Regions from separate parts of the Homo sapiens genome. Here region 1 is linked to region 2. A link is a contact called in ENCODE Hi-C or POLR2A ChIA-PET data. All regions are on one chromosome and are shown on one strand. The core of a region is the stretch at or near the end of the contact, and the rest is flanking DNA. Distances in the headings are between cores, read along the strand shown. Region 1 overlaps MRPS23 (mitochondrial ribosomal protein S23). Region 2 overlaps MSI2 (musashi RNA binding protein 2).

What was found. Hi-C counts contacts between places; a loop is a spot of excess contacts on that map. ChIA-PET counts read pairs that join two places held with the same protein, here RNA polymerase II (POLR2A). Pooled maps may share reads with other maps.
Region 1: a pooled map shows a loop between it and region 2 (4-fold over the local background). The contact joins two enhancer-like sites. A Hi-C loop is called at or near these places in 2 of 50 pooled maps. POLR2A ChIA-PET finds 5 or more read pairs at or near these places in 3 of 52 experiments (AG04450, OCI-LY7 and activated naive CD4-positive, alpha-beta T cell).

Annotation. Positions count from the first base shown.
Region 1 is chr17:57,828,298-57,835,464 of GRCh38, reverse strand. MRPS23 (mitochondrial ribosomal protein S23) reads left to right here. Exons shown (of 5, transcript NM_016070.4): 5 at 1-684. Among named protein-coding and RNA genes, the nearest start is that of MRPS23, 18 kb to the left of the region's middle. RefSeq lists enhancers at 1,022-1,522, 1,691-2,201, 2,202-2,713. Within about 2 kb of position 1,969, at least 24 of the 41 ENCODE cell types and tissues checked have a DNase peak (open chromatin) inside an H3K27ac peak, as active enhancers do.
Region 2 is chr17:57,282,014-57,289,601 of GRCh38, reverse strand. All of the region lies in intron 5 of MSI2 (musashi RNA binding protein 2), which reads right to left. Among named protein-coding and RNA genes, the nearest start is that of MSI2, 29 kb to the right of the region's middle. RefSeq lists a silencer at 793-968 and an enhancer at 4,495-4,764. Within about 2 kb of position 4,186, at least 10 of the 41 ENCODE cell types and tissues checked have a DNase peak (open chromatin) inside an H3K27ac peak, as active enhancers do.

The DNA.
Region 1 (7,167 bases), core at 720-3,219, 550 kb before region 2:
TTTGCCTAGGAGTGATGTAAAGAATGGGATGGAGGAGTGGGCAGGGAAGGAGGAAAGAGGAGACATGTCAGAGGGACCAAAAAGGAGGCAGCAAGTCCAAGGTCACAAACCTGAGTGACTAGAAAACTTAGCAGCATCACTAACACCCAGTTGGTGACGTGGAACTGGTGCTCTCCTGGGAGAGAGCTTCAATTCTCAACCTACTAAGTTGAAGGTGATGGTGCTATATCTAAGTGGCAGACAGAGATAAGGGATAGGTGTCTACAGGGGCAAGATTTGGAGCCAGGAGAAGAAATGAGCTCTCCAAGGGTAGTGGGGAGAGATCTGGGATGTTGGGGGCTGGCAGGTAAATGCTTTAAGTGATAGAATAGGAGGAATGAGAAAGCCAGCAAAAGAAATTCACGTCCCATGTCTTCCATCATCTATATGTCTGACTTGTTTAAGTGGTCCTGGATTCACCAAATTTTATAGAGCTCTGCCTCTGCCTTTATTGGGTAGGCCTGATTTTTGATGATGTCCTTAAAAGGCTAGCCTGATTCTTCTTGTAGTTTTGTAGAACACTTTGTATCGAGAGTTCTCTGATAATGAAAGTGGTATTACAGAATAATCTGCCCCCGAAGGACTCCTGATTTTGTTAAAGTGATACCTTTCTCTGTAAATAAATGATGGCGTGCCACTTAAAAACCTTCAGCAGATTTCTTTTTTTAAACAAAGTCACTCAAGTGGGACAGTAAGATTTTCTCTGAGGCTGGCACTGGTGCCTGCCTCTGCTCCGGGGAATCCAGACGTGGCACCCGGAGTTGGGCCTCATCCATCCTCAGCTTTCATTTGTGACCAAGCCTGACTCAGAATGGGCTGGCAGTTTTCCTGAGTACATGGGAGTTAGGGCAGAGAACATGATGTGGTGCTGGTAGTCAACGCAAGCTGGCACGGCCTCAGCCAGAAGACTGGAGCTAGGAGCAAGCAAAGGTGAGTGGAGGAGGGGATGGGGAAGGCTGAGACTTCCTGGTCTCTATGTTCTGAGCTCAATTCTAGAATAGCCAAAAGGTGGGAGCCTGACTCGGGCTAAGTTAGTCATGCGTTCTGAGCCTTTGACCGTGCTGGGTGAGATGAGGGATGGCTGAGCAGGTTCAGTGAGCAACTTGGTCGAGGTCACCTTGGCTGGCAGAGGAAGGGCACCTGCCCTCCTGTGGAAAAGACGGGAAATGGCTTTCCTGTCACTCCTAGGGTAGCGCTCAATGTGGCAGGCGGGTCTCTGATTGGATGAGCCCGGCACTGAAGCAGTTTCTGTGGTGATGCTGAACCAGACAAGTGTTTATTGCTGCAGCACGAAAAAGAAAAGGTTGCTAGGGGAAGGCAGAGAAGGCAGGAAGTTAAGTGTTATGTTCCCTACAAAATGTTGCTACTGCCAGCCACCACCACCACCCTCCATCCATGCAGATTACAGACAGGGTTTTTGGGGAATACTAGCTGACAACGAAAATACATTTCAAGTATCATTTTACCCTCAATGAATGCTTTTCCTGGACTGCAACTGAAATAAATGTCAGTCACCGGACCTTCTAGCTCCTCAGTTCTTTTAATTAAAAGATAGTTCTAAGCAAGATCCAGTAGTGGTCTATTTATTATTTATCAAGCATTTTCCTTCCAGCAGTTAGTGAAAGGTCACTGGCTTCAACTGAGCTTTGTTTTTGGTGAGCAGCTTAGATGAAAAAGATATACAATCAATCTCTCCTGTTTGCTCATGGGCAGGACACTGTTTAATAGTCATTGTGGCATTTAGGATCGCAGGCCTCTGAAACATGCAGAAAAGTGCATGTGCATCCCTTGCTGCTGAACATTTCTCCAAAAGTAAACATCAGGTTGTGATTATGGTTAATAATGAGATATTGATTATTTGAAAATGTCACCGCCAGGGACTTGTCGGTTTCAGCACCACTAGATGGCGCTGGACTCTCATGCTGTTCAACTACAGTCATTTCGTTTCCTTGCCTCGGGGTACCTTGCCTTTCAAGGTTGAAGAGTGTCCTTGTAAAAATAATGTTGTGGCTGAAATTTAGGAAGCTGAGGTCCTGGGGTGCTACTGGGATGGGGTAGAGATGGGAGGGGACAGGCCACGGGACAAATGACAAAGGCCTGCCGGGGAAGCGGCACTGTTTGCACCATAATAGGAGCTGGAGAGGAAGGAGCTTACTGCGCTGAGCCCCTGGAGACTCTGCCCAGAGCAGTGTTTCCTAACCTTCTCCAGTCAATGACACATCTGCGAATTTGCTGTGGAGGACAGCGGGAGAGAGAACAGTGCAGGCAGGGAGGCAGAGCAGCGGAAAAAACCCAGGCCTTGGAGAACAGACCTGGGTTTGAAACCCTGATCTGTTGCTTTGTCTGGTGACATTAGGGGAGTTAGTGAACCGTCTGAACCTCAATTTCCTTATCTGTAAAACAAGGGTAACAACGTCTACCTCACTAAGTTGCTGTGAGGACTGAATGAGAACGTGAACAAAGTTCTTGGCGAGTACTCCGTCTTTGCTGTCAGTGCCTAGAAGGCTTTCAGCCACTGTCGATTCCCACTGGGTGGGGAGGAATTAACATGCGCTAGATTAACATTGAGAAGAAACGGTATTGTGTCCTCTTTCACCAGCCACTCGTCTAAACACAGCTTTCTCTATCCCCCACCCCCAGTAGTTACTCTGTCCTTTATCTCCTTCCAAACTTCTAGCACCAAGTAAATGAATCAAATTAAAAAACAACTACAACAACAACAACAAAGGAGGAAACTAGAGAACATCTTGGGAACTATCCGCTTTTGGAACTTATCCCATGCTGGTAGGTTTCACTGGAAAATGTGCATTTATTTAGTAACTTCTTGGATTGTGTATGCCTGTGGGCAAGCGTGTGTGTAGAAACCAACATTTTAAATGACACTCAATGACACTCATTCTGTTTCTTCTTTCCTGCTTCCTTTTTTTAAAAATAGGGACAAAGTCTCTCTCTGTCACTCAGGCTGGGGTGCAGTGGTGCAATCATAGCTCACTTCAGTCTCAACCTCCTGGGCTCAAGTGGTCCTCCTGCCTCAGCCTCCCAGGTAGCTAGGGCTACAGGTGCATGCCACTATGCCAAGCTAATTTTTTATTTTTAATTTTTTTGTAGAGATAGGGTCTCTATGCTATGTCGCTCAGGCTGGTCTCAAATTCCTGGCCTCAAGCGACTCTCCCGCCTTGGCCTCCCAAAGTGCTGGGATTATAGGCATGAGCCACCATGCCCGGCCCTTTTCTGCCTCCTTGCTGCCCCTCTACACTCCCCCCAACTGCCTTCCTTTCAGCACACTTTTCTGCTTTCTTTCTCCACCCTCTTTGCCCCAGATTATGGAGGAAAGCCAGAGGGTCACTACCTAGAGGCCCGGCCAGGGAAAATAGTTCCAACATCAGAGCCATTGTTTTGGGGACCTGGGGCTAGTCAGCAATTAGGAGTTTCTGAAACTCTTTCTGGAGCTTCTCCCTATGAAGGGCATGGGGAGGCAGTGGGTGCCAGGGCAGAAATGGTGGGCAGGGTGAGGATGAGGCCTAGAGGACCAGAAAGATCTATCCTTGACCTTCCTACCCTCCCACTTTATTTTACCCTGGTGGTCTGCCAGTGTATGGTGGGCCCCTCTGCCTTGAATTACCTGGGATGTGAGGCCAGAGGAGCACAGAGCTAAGGGTGCCACCCAGGTGGGTTACAGGGGAAGGGCTCTGACCTCTTTCCTCTCTAAGTCTCAGTCAAAAGGACTGGATTCAAATCCTGACGCTGGCACTCCTTTGTGGCCATGGCTTTAGAGAAATCACTTGACCATTTTGAGCCACATCCAGCCCCAGGAGAGAATCTGGAACCTAATAGATTTTTGGAAGTATATTTGTCAAGTGAACAAATGAATGATTTCCCTGTTTTTGACACGGGGAAAATAATATTAGCACCAAGTATGTTTTGGGGTGCAAAACCCGAATAAGATGCTGGCTATGCAGAACTTTGTAAACTCTCAAGCCTTCTACTGTTACGCGAAATAAAGATGCAGGAAAGAAGAACATGGCTGTGGGGCTGGTGGTGATGCTACTGGCCTTCAACCTGGAAGCAGTGTAGATTCCAAGACGATGGCCTCCGGAGAGGGAGTGTGGCAGGATGAGGGACAACTAGTGGAAAAGTTCAGCTTTCTAGTCTCTGCCTCCTAGAAAATTCTGCAGGAAATGCAGGATTGTTCTTCAAAGCCTCTCCTTTCCCAGGTGCTCAGTGGAAACCCTAGGCGTGCTCAGGGTTATTTCTGGAATATTCAGTGCATACGAGGAGGTCCTGAGCTTTATCATCAGCTCCTGCTGGCTCCCGCCCAGTGGGGCGAAATGGCCCTGCCCCTTCTCTGCAGCTCAGGTGACCTCCTCTGCCCTCCCGGAGCCCATTGCCTTCTCGGATCTGGCTTCCCGCTGAGAACCAGGCTGGTATAGATGTCACTTGGCTGGCTCCTCAAGGCTTCCAGCCCCCTTGAGTGTGACATCAGGGACAAGGGGGTGGCTTTGCCACTACTGCCAGCAGCCACAGGCTGACTCCCATAGCATGGGCAGGGGCTCCATTTTCAGATGGGAAAAGGGAAGGCTCAGTGCCCGGGATCCAGGTCACCTCAGTGAGTGTGCCTGAGCCACATCTGGTTTCTCTGCCTACCCACCCTCCAAGGGCCCCCAAGGTTAGAACAAGAGGTAGTGGGCTTAATCCCAGAAAAATTCCAATTTAAATATGAGAAGGTAAAGCTTGTCTTTGGTAGCTTTGCCCCATCCCCAACTTTCCTATGTGAGAGAAGAGAAAAGGGCTGTGGGAGATGGGCCAGCTAAGGAGGAGGATCTGGCAACCCAAGCTCCAGGCAGACAGAAGGCACCAGAATGTCCCACAGTCCTGTAGCATTCTGGCCAGGCCCCTCCTGGCTTATTGGGCAACCTAACCTCTGATACTTGGGAGTGTTTATTTCTTCCCTTTTGATTGTTGAAATGGGCCTAGACTGGCTTTTTTTTTTTATTTAAATTTTTATTTATTTATTTTTGAGACGGAGTTTCGATCTTGTCACCCAGCCTGGAGTATACTGGCACGATCTCCAGTCACTGCAAACTCCGCCTCCTGGGTTCAAGTGATTCTCTAGTCTCAGCCTCCCCAGTAGTTGGGATTACAGGTGCCTGCCACCACGCCTGGCTAATTTTTGTATTTTTAGTAGAGATGGGGTTTCACCATGTTGGTCAGGCTGGTCTTGAACTCCAGACCTCAGGTGATCCGCCAGCCTCGGTCTCCCAAAGTGCTGGGATTACAGGCATGAGCCACTGCCCTCGGCCTTTTTTTTTTTTTTTTGAGATGGAGTCTTGCTCTGTAGCCCAGGCTGGAGTGCAGTGGCGTGATTTTGGCTCACTGCAACCTCCGCCTCCTGGGTTCAAGTGATTCTCCTGCCTCAGCCTCCTGAGTAGCTGGGACTACAGGCATGTGCCACCACACCCAGATAATTTTTGTATTTTTAGTAGAGACGGGGTTTCACCATGTTGGCCAGGCTGGTCTCGAACTCCTGACCTCAAGTGATCCACCGTCCTCGGCCTCCAAAAGTGCTGGGATTACAGGCATAAGCCACTGCGCCTGGCCATAGACTGGCTTCTTAAAAGAACCAGTTTAAACACCTGTAAGTCTAAGAAGGTCAAATTTAGGAAAATCTCATCTGCAGGACTGAGGTCCCCTGAGCCACTGGCCACTTGTAATTAATATTAATGAGCTCTAGATGACAGATGTTTATTGCTCGACTGACACATGCTTTGCCAACCCCCAAAGGAGTGGCTGTAAGATCTAAAGGACTTGAATATACTTTAATTTTATGTTGAAGAGAATAAAACTTTCCGGGTATAGTCAGGGGTTTTTTACGATGAGAACCCATCGACCCATAGGCAATGTCTGCCTTAAGAAAAAAAGAACTGAGTGTACCCCGGTTCTTTATTGACATTTAAAAATAGCTCCTTTTGTCCAAAAATGAGGCAGACATGAGACAGTAGATAGGACACTGGGTAAGGCTCCTGGAGACCCCAGCCTGGCCCCAGCTCATCCATTTGTTGGCTGTATGACTTTGGTAAGTCTTCAAACCTTTTTAGCCATTTGTAAGATGAGGGGGTTGAGCTACAAGATCCCTGAAGTCCTGTTCTTTGGGTCCATGGGTCCAAGCGGAGCTCCAAGAAGAGCAGAATCAGCATCTTCCAAGATTTATTAAATACTTCTTTAAAATCTTTTCAGGCTGGGCACAGTGGCTCATGCCTGTAATCCCAACACTTAGGGATACCAAGGTAGGCAGATCACTTGAGGCCAGGTGTTCGGAACTAGCCTGGGCATTATAGTGAGACCCCCATCTCTACAAAAAATTTTTTAAAAATTAGCCAGGTATGCGTGGTAGTGTGTGCCTGTAGTCCCAGCTACTCCAGAGGCTGAAGTGGGAGGATCCCCTGAGCCCAGGAGTTCGAGGTTTCACTGAAACCTCGATTTATGATCATGCCACCGCACCCCAGGCTGACTGACAGAGCGAGACCCTGTCTCAAACACAACAAAACAAAACAAAACAAACCCACATTTTAAATTTGATTATGGAAGCATTCATAAAAGTAGAGAGAATTGGCTGGGTGTAGTGGCTCATGCCTGTAATCCCAGCATTTTGGGAGGCCGAGGCAGGTGGACTGCCTGAGCTCAGGAGTTGGAAACCAGCCTGGGCAATATGGTGAAACCCTGTCTCTACTAAAATACAAAAAGTTAGCCAGCCATGGCAGCGTGCACCTGTAATCCCAGCTACTCGGGAGGCTGAGACAGGAGAATTGCTTGAACCTGGGAGGTGGAGGTTGCAGTGAGCCGAGATCGCGCCTCTGCACTCCAGCCTGGGCGACAGAGCAAGACTCCATCTCAAAAAAAAAAAAAAAAAAAAAGAATCATATAAAGATCCTCCATATGTTTATCATGTAGACTAAACCATTATTAATATTTTGCTGTTTTTGCTCATCTATATTTTTTCTGAAGTGTTTTTTTTTGTTTTGTTTTTTGTTTGTTTTTTTGAGGCAGGGTTTTGCTCTGTCACTCAGGTGGGAGGGCAAGTGGTGCAATCATGGCTCATTGCAGCCTCAACCTCCTGGGCTCAAGGGATCT
Region 2 (7,588 bases), core at 2,937-5,436:
CCCTGGCCAACCAATCCCACCAGACAGCTCCTTCCAGGCTCGTCTTACAGACGACAGAGAGAAATAAAAGGGAAGAGAGGACGGCAGAGTCCTGGCAAGCAAAACTTTTTTTTTTTAATGAATTCATTTCAAATAAAAATCCATTCAGTGCATGCAGAAAAGCCAGTCCCTCTGAGTGACAAATTTGTGTGTGCCAGGGATGAGAGAGCAAATCAAACTCGTGGAGCTTGCAACCAAACTCCTAGAGGCCCAAACACAGGACTGCCAAGAGCCCAGGAGTGCAGAGTCATTCTGCTAAAAGAAGTTCCCACTCCAAAAAGCTCTATAGAGATGCTGGCCTGGGTGGAAACGTCCCCTCTCCCTGCCCTTTCACTTAACCAAAAGGGAAGACCAGCAGGAGCCGTGGAAATCAAACCCAGGGCATGTGGCTAGCCACCTGCGGGAGGCTGGGGCCTGGACCAGGTGATCTCTCCAGGCACTTTCCTGCTCTTGAATTTCATGAATATTTCATTGTCCAGGTTCCAATCCATGCAGAACAGAACCTCAGAAAACATACAAATATTTCCCCTTCTTATAGAGAAGTGACCTATAGTGCTAGACCAATGACTCTCATCTAAGGGTGACTGTGTCCCCCAGGAGACACGTGGCAATTGCTAGCTGTCACAACCAGGGAGGGATTGCTACTGGCATCTAGTGGGTAGAGGCCGGGGATGCCGCTAAACATCCTACTACAGATACAATGCACTCCAATGCACCCCCACTTCCCCAACCTCCACCCTTGCAACAAAGAATAATCTGGCTCAAAATGTCAACAGTGCCAAAGTTGTGGACCCCTGGCCTAGAGCACAGAAGGTAATCAAACGCTCACACTCCCAGCCTTCCCACAGCCTCCGTTCCCTGTAACACCACTCACTCCCAGCACCTCTCTAAATCAAGCAGGAATTAGAAACCAAACTGCACCATCTATCATCTAGACACTGGGATCCACCCTCAGCTGAGAGCCAAGGGTCTGTGCTGATTACAGCCAACCTCCCTCAGTCTCCGGTGCACGCTGCTCTCAGGCAGAGGCCAGAGAAAAGGATGATGACCCAGGAGAAGCTGGGACTCTGTGAGGCTAACTCTCAGTTTAGCAAACACCAGGAAGGTTAGGGGGAAGATTCTGTAGAGAAAGTCAGAAGGGTACAACTAACCTTTCAGGGCCTGGAAGGCTAAACAGCACACTCGGGCCTCTCGGTCCAAAGCAGTAAAATCAATGGTGTAGGGTTCGGTAACTGCACGACCTCCTCCCTGTCCCAGCGACAACAGCTGGGTCCAGGCTGGCTGCATAATCAACACTGACTAAGCACCTAACAGATGCCAGGAATTGTGCTACGTGCTCTACAGAAAGTTCTGTCTGTTCCCAGAGCTGCCACACAAGTCTTATTATCCCCATTTTACAGATGACACACATCAGGCTCAGAGAGGTTATGTCACTTGGCCAGGTCACATAGCCAGGATTCAATCCCAGAACTGTCTCCAAAGAACAGGCCTATCTACCATACCACATTGCCTCTCTTCTCCCAAACATCCCACCCCAGACAGAGGGATGGAGGAATAAAGGAGGAGGAGGAGGCTCAGAATCCTCCTGGAGCTCCTCCTGCTCCTCCTGGTGCCGCCCTGGCCTGCTCTCCCACACTCCCCACTACTGCTGTCTCCAGGGGCTCATCTGACCACATCTGTTTCGTCTATAGGGTCTCTCTGGGAAGATGGCCCAGTGCATTCCTTGCACTCCTTACGCACAATGGCATTGCCAGCACAGGACTCTGATTTCATTCATAACCGGCCGAAACAGACATCCTGCTCCGCTCTAGGCAGGGGCTGCCATGGAATCCATTTGACTGCCAGGCCGGCCAGGTGTGCAGTTTGCGAAGGTTTCAACCAGGCAGGGAAAGGGCTTTCCAATGCCCCACGTAGGAGCCGAAAGGCAGAGAAGCACCACAGGCCTCTTCCCTGGGCTAAAGTCCCAGTACCCAAAGCAAACCAGAGGACCAAACACCTAACACAAACCAACAACCACAGGAAAGCAGCAGCGGCCAACCAAGCCCAGGAGAGTCAACATGCAAGACTCCGCGACTGAGCAACAAGTTAGGATGGTAAGCCCCGGCAGTCCTCCACCCGCAGACAGCCCCTCACACACACTATTCTGTCCCCCACAGGACCCCTTCCTTGAGGCTGGCCGAGAGGGACCCATGGAAGGGGTGCTAGGCCAGCAAATTATATGGCACCCAAACTCAGGCCCAGCAGGGCTTCCAAGACACACAGGACAGCCTCGCCAGGCTGGGTGTTCACTGAGGGAAGCAGTTTCACACTTCCTTTCCTTGGGCCTGCACTAATTTCCCACACTCACATTGCAAGGAGGCATTCTTGGGCTCACGGGGCCCTCAGAAAGGGTCCTATTATAAAGGTTCAGCAAATTAAAAAAAAAAAAAAACAACTTTTTGAGACCACTTATTTGTAGGGTACTATAGAGATGATAAATATGGAGCAAAAGGGGCTGCTTTTTTTCTTTCTTTTTAAATTTCCAATGAAGAAATGTGGCTTCAAAACTCTCTGCGGCGCGAGCCAGTTGCCTCCAGGCCAGCCTCTCCCTAGGCCTTGCTTTGTTTCTGGGCATCACACTCTGACCTGCAGGACCCGCACTTGGCAATCAGCTTAAACCTACCTCGGCATTTTAATGAGCCAGACTGCCATCTCCTCCCACACTGCCCGCTCTCTCCTGGAAGAACACACCTTTCCTAATTCTGTTTGTTCACCAGAAAAATAAATAAATAATAATAAGCGGGGGAGGGGGTGTGGGTTTACTGGAAGGTCATTTTGCCTTAGGAAAGGAACAAATTAAGTCGAGGCTCACAGTGAGCCGGGAAATACATTCTCCATCAGACAAGCGACCTTGGGGCCTTCGGTTTTAGGCGGGAAAGGTCACTGGTAAGGCAGCCCCTTGTTTATGGAGCCCGGATACCAATGACGTGGTCACCTCCGAGAAGCACAATTACCAACAGGGGCACGCCAAACTCTTTTATTGGTTACCTCTTAAACACTCCAGAAATCTGTCCAAGTCCTTGCAGAATAGCAGAAAACAAAAGTGCTCTCAGCAGGAGGGGGAAGCCAGGACTCGATGATGAGCAATTAGTGAATCAATGACTCTCAGAGACACTGATTTAGACCAGCAGTTCTTATTAGCGACCGTCGAGGAAAATGCAGGGACACACAAAGCTTCCAGGAGAGACTAAAGCTTTAAAAACATTTTTTTAAAAATCACCACAAACTGCCTTCAGAGCTTCCCCCTAAAACACTTAAAATGTGTGCTCAGTCTGAGGAAAAAAAAAAAAAGACTATTTGTTGTTTCCTTAATGTCAAAAAAACAAGTGAAACTACAACCACTAGTTCTGTCGCCCCACATGAAAATTATTCTCTCAAAATCCCAAAAATGAGATAAGGAATTAGGTATTAGACAAAAGAAAGAAAGAAAAAATAAAGAAGAAAGAAGGAAGGGAGGGAAAGACAGAAAGAGGCTGGCTAGCTAATATGAACAGCATGAACTTTTTCTTACCCTCATCAGATTGCAGGAATATAAAACAGATTGGTCTCCACTCCCACTCCATCCATGTTGAATAAAAAGATACTGATTCACGTGATAAGACGTATTCTTTAGTACTTTCTTAATATAACCCCTCATCATCTAAACACCTGTTCGGAAAATCAGAACTACACAACAGAAAGTGAGTGGTAGGAGGCTTGGCTAACTGACGGGCAAGGAGAAAAGAAAACATTTCTAAAAATATAATGATGCTTGCTAAGAAAATAGAGTTCCATGTACACAGAAATTCTCAGGAATACCTACTTGGGGAGACGTTCCTGTAACTGTTTTTAAACATTCAGTTCCATCCCACAGAATTCAAAACACCTACTAAGAACACAGAAGCTTCCCAGGCATGACTGTGGGGGCCGGAACCTTCCACAAACTTTATTTGAAGGCTGCTAATAACATGCAGCTGGGCATACTTTCCCCACACCCCAGCCTCTCCTGAAAAGTGCGCCCTCCCACCACCACCTTCCTTTCTTTCTGATTTTGTGAATACCAGCGAACGCTGAGACAATGCGGTTCACCGTGAAAATGGAAAACCGCAAGTTGGCCTCCTCAGCAGCAGCCAGCCCCCAGCCAAGGGCCCTCTGCAAACTTCCCCTTTATTTGTTCCTTGGTTTGGTTTCTGCTGGGTTGCTAATCTATTTGCTCTAAGCTATTGGAAGAAGTCGGCAAAAGAAAACAAAAAGGCTTTCTTCCTAGCAGGGGAAAAATGGGTAACCTTGAACCCAAAGAACCCTCCCTCCCCTGAAACTCCGGCTACTCTGAAAGTTTGTTGCTATCTAACCTTGAAAACAGTATGTGCCTCAGGGTCCCCTCCGCACTGGGCTCTAACAAGGATGTTGACGGTTCCTTATCTAAGGGGAAGGATGCAAACAATTTTTTTTAAGGTGAAAAGAAGAAACTTCTAAGAAACCGACGCCAATCTATGCACAGAAAAACCTCCCCTATCCTCCTACAAGTCTTCCAGAAAGGGGAGGGGTTGAAGAAAGAGAAAATCCAAAAACTGATCACTGCTAAGCTCCATAGTTTCAATAAATTGTTACCAATGTTGTCTTCGAAGGCAAAAAAAAAAAAAAGGTCATTTTAATTCTGGTTGAGGAGGGCATAGGGTAAACCCCTGGCCAACTTGAGCTTCTCCCATCCCCAGCAGATGAGGCTGAGGTTGATCCAGAGGTGACCTGTGCCAACAAGCCCTCCCCCAATGGGGGCAGATGACGCCATGAAGCCCCATGCTTCTCATCTCCATGGTGACCCCAAAAAACAAAATCAACTCTACACTAGGAGACACAAGAGTCCCATCAACTTAGAAACTTTCTTCTTCTCAGTAATAGTCTCCTACAACATTTTAATGAAATACTTTTTTAAAAATTGGGGTCAGAGTGTTTTACGTGGGATTACAGTCAAACCACATCTTCCCATCTCTTCGTACTTATTCACTTAAAAATATATATATGCTGCAGATTTCAAAGTGGGCTGTGACTGCACAGCTGTAGGGAATGAGCTTGTCAAGAGAAAAAACACACAGGCACACCTCTAAAACACATACATAAAGCACACAGATTTATTTTTTGTTTGGAGTGAGAGACACATCAGTTCGAGTTCTAGGCCAGCAGCTGTACTACAAACGTTTCGGGGTGGCGGGTGCGGGGTGGATGGCAGGGGCAGGGGGAACACAGGAGTGAGCCTCAAGGACAGCTGAAATGAGGGCCACCTTCGAAACCCTGCAGCCAGGCGTCACCAGGACTACCATGACCGGGTGGAGGGCCCAGCACAGCCAATCCAACTCTTTCATTAAAGAAGGGAAAAAATTCAACAGGGATGAAAAGAAACCAATACTTGGGCAATGCTCAACTCAGCGGGCCCCTTTTGAGAATTAAAAAGGAAAATAAATCTGGGGCTGTGTCGATCCAGAAAATCAGAGCAATGGGCTTCCCTGTTGAGAGGAGGCCACTTGATTCGCCTGAAGTTGACTATTTGTGTTGGCACTAGATCCCCTTAAAGATTGTTTACAAATACAGAGCAATCAATATTTCCTAACCCAAGGGTCTCCGGGATAGAAACATGGACCTGCTGGGCACAACGTGAGTGCTTCCCATGCGTCCCCACGCACCTGCCACCCTCTGCTCCAAGCCTGGGACACACATTCCCCTGGACCCGGCAGGCCCCACCTGAACCACGCTTCCGGGAGTGCGCGTGCGCGTGTGGTCTTCTGCCTCCTTTAACCTCCTTCACTGGGCTGTTCATCCCAGACTAAGCACCAACTTGGCTGACTCTGGAGCCTAATTTTCTCCTCCCATGCTTTCCTAGGGCCTAAATCGAGTTTTTTTGTTTGTTTGTTTTTTGTTGTGTGTTATCATTTCAGTATTGTTTCTAGTTGGGGGATTTGGAAGAGGCTGTTTCTTTCCTCATCCTCTCTCTTCCTTTCTTTCCTTTATATCTAAACACATTTTCACATGCTCTTTAAGTGGCTTCAGGTTTGGCATCCATCTCAAACACATCTATAATGGATCAGGAGCCCAAAATCTGTTTCCGATTATAACAGACAAATCAAGCCCCCCTGAAGTTGGAGGCGGGGAATGGGGAGAAAAAGTCTTTAATGGGTCAGCGATACAAAGGGACTTCTGGGGTTCTGCCCACAAAGGAAGCACTTCAGCCCCAGGGGCTGACATTACTGACTGACCCTGTGCGGCCTCTGCTTATAAACTTCCCAGCACTCACTCCAGAGACTTTACGGGCCAGATTCCGCCCTTAGTGAAATGGCATTTTCTAGAAGTCCCGGTGAGTTTGAAAGGGAAAAGAAAGGGAGTGGAGAGGAGGCACAGAAGCCCCCTCCTCTTCCAAAAATGGCAAGCCCCCACACAGAGAACACAGCTGCAGGAAGATTAAAAACATTTTATTATTTAAAGAGGTACAGAGGGTTACTGGACATGGGCAATTTAAAATTAAATACAACTCTCGTCACAGCCGTTTGCAGTTAAAGGTGAACATGGTTATTTTAAAAGCAAAATCGCCCTGCCAGAAGGACTGCCGTTCAGCAAGGGGCCCAGATGCCGCCTCAATTATTAAAGTCGTAAGCTGGCCATTCAACTGCCCTGACGGCAAGTCTCTTCTAGAGACAGAGTTCCCTGAAAAAAAAAAAAAGTCTGCCCCCCACCCCCCAACCCCAGCCCAAGCATAAAGTAAACGCTTTAGAGAAAGTGAATAATATCTTGTCACGGAGGTAAAAGACTCAATTATAAAACCTTCAGAAAGATTCTCAAGGAACATCTACCTACGGTGACAGAGACTTACACAAAACCAGAAGACAAGCTAAAATATTTCTCCCCTATCCACCCCTACCTACTCCTACCCCTAACAAAACAGAACAGGGAGAGGAAGCAGGGAAATGGGGGAGAGGCTGCCATAAAAAAATGATCTCGAGACCTGGGCACTTATCTGACATAAAGCAACATCCTCCAATCCTGAAAGATGAGCCTGCCACACACACACTTCTTTATCATCTCAGCAAGAAATATGGCTCAGGAGGCCAGCACTAATTTTAGTATCAGATTTATTATACAGCAGGGGGCAGGAATTCTTCAGGCCTGTGCCTTGTCTCCCAGTGCAGGACTAAACTGCCTTCAGGATGGCTCCTTGGAGGAGCAGCAAGGCTAACAAATAGAAACTTCTGGATTCCTGATATTCAGGAATCCTTGGAAAATACGCAACTGGCCCTCCAAGCTGCTTCCCAGTCCTTTCAAAGCCTCTGTGGGTGCTTCTAAGAGCTCCCCACTCTGAATAAAAGACCACAACACACATCTCACTTGTTTGAAATGAACCCGTCACCCCAAGCAAAGACAGGAAACCCCAAGGTCATAAAGCAAGGGTACACCAACATAGTCTGAAACCAAATCCAGTAGTGACAACTCCTAGTCTCCCCGCTTTGATCTGAAGGGAGATAAAGCTAGGGAAGTCAAAGCAGTG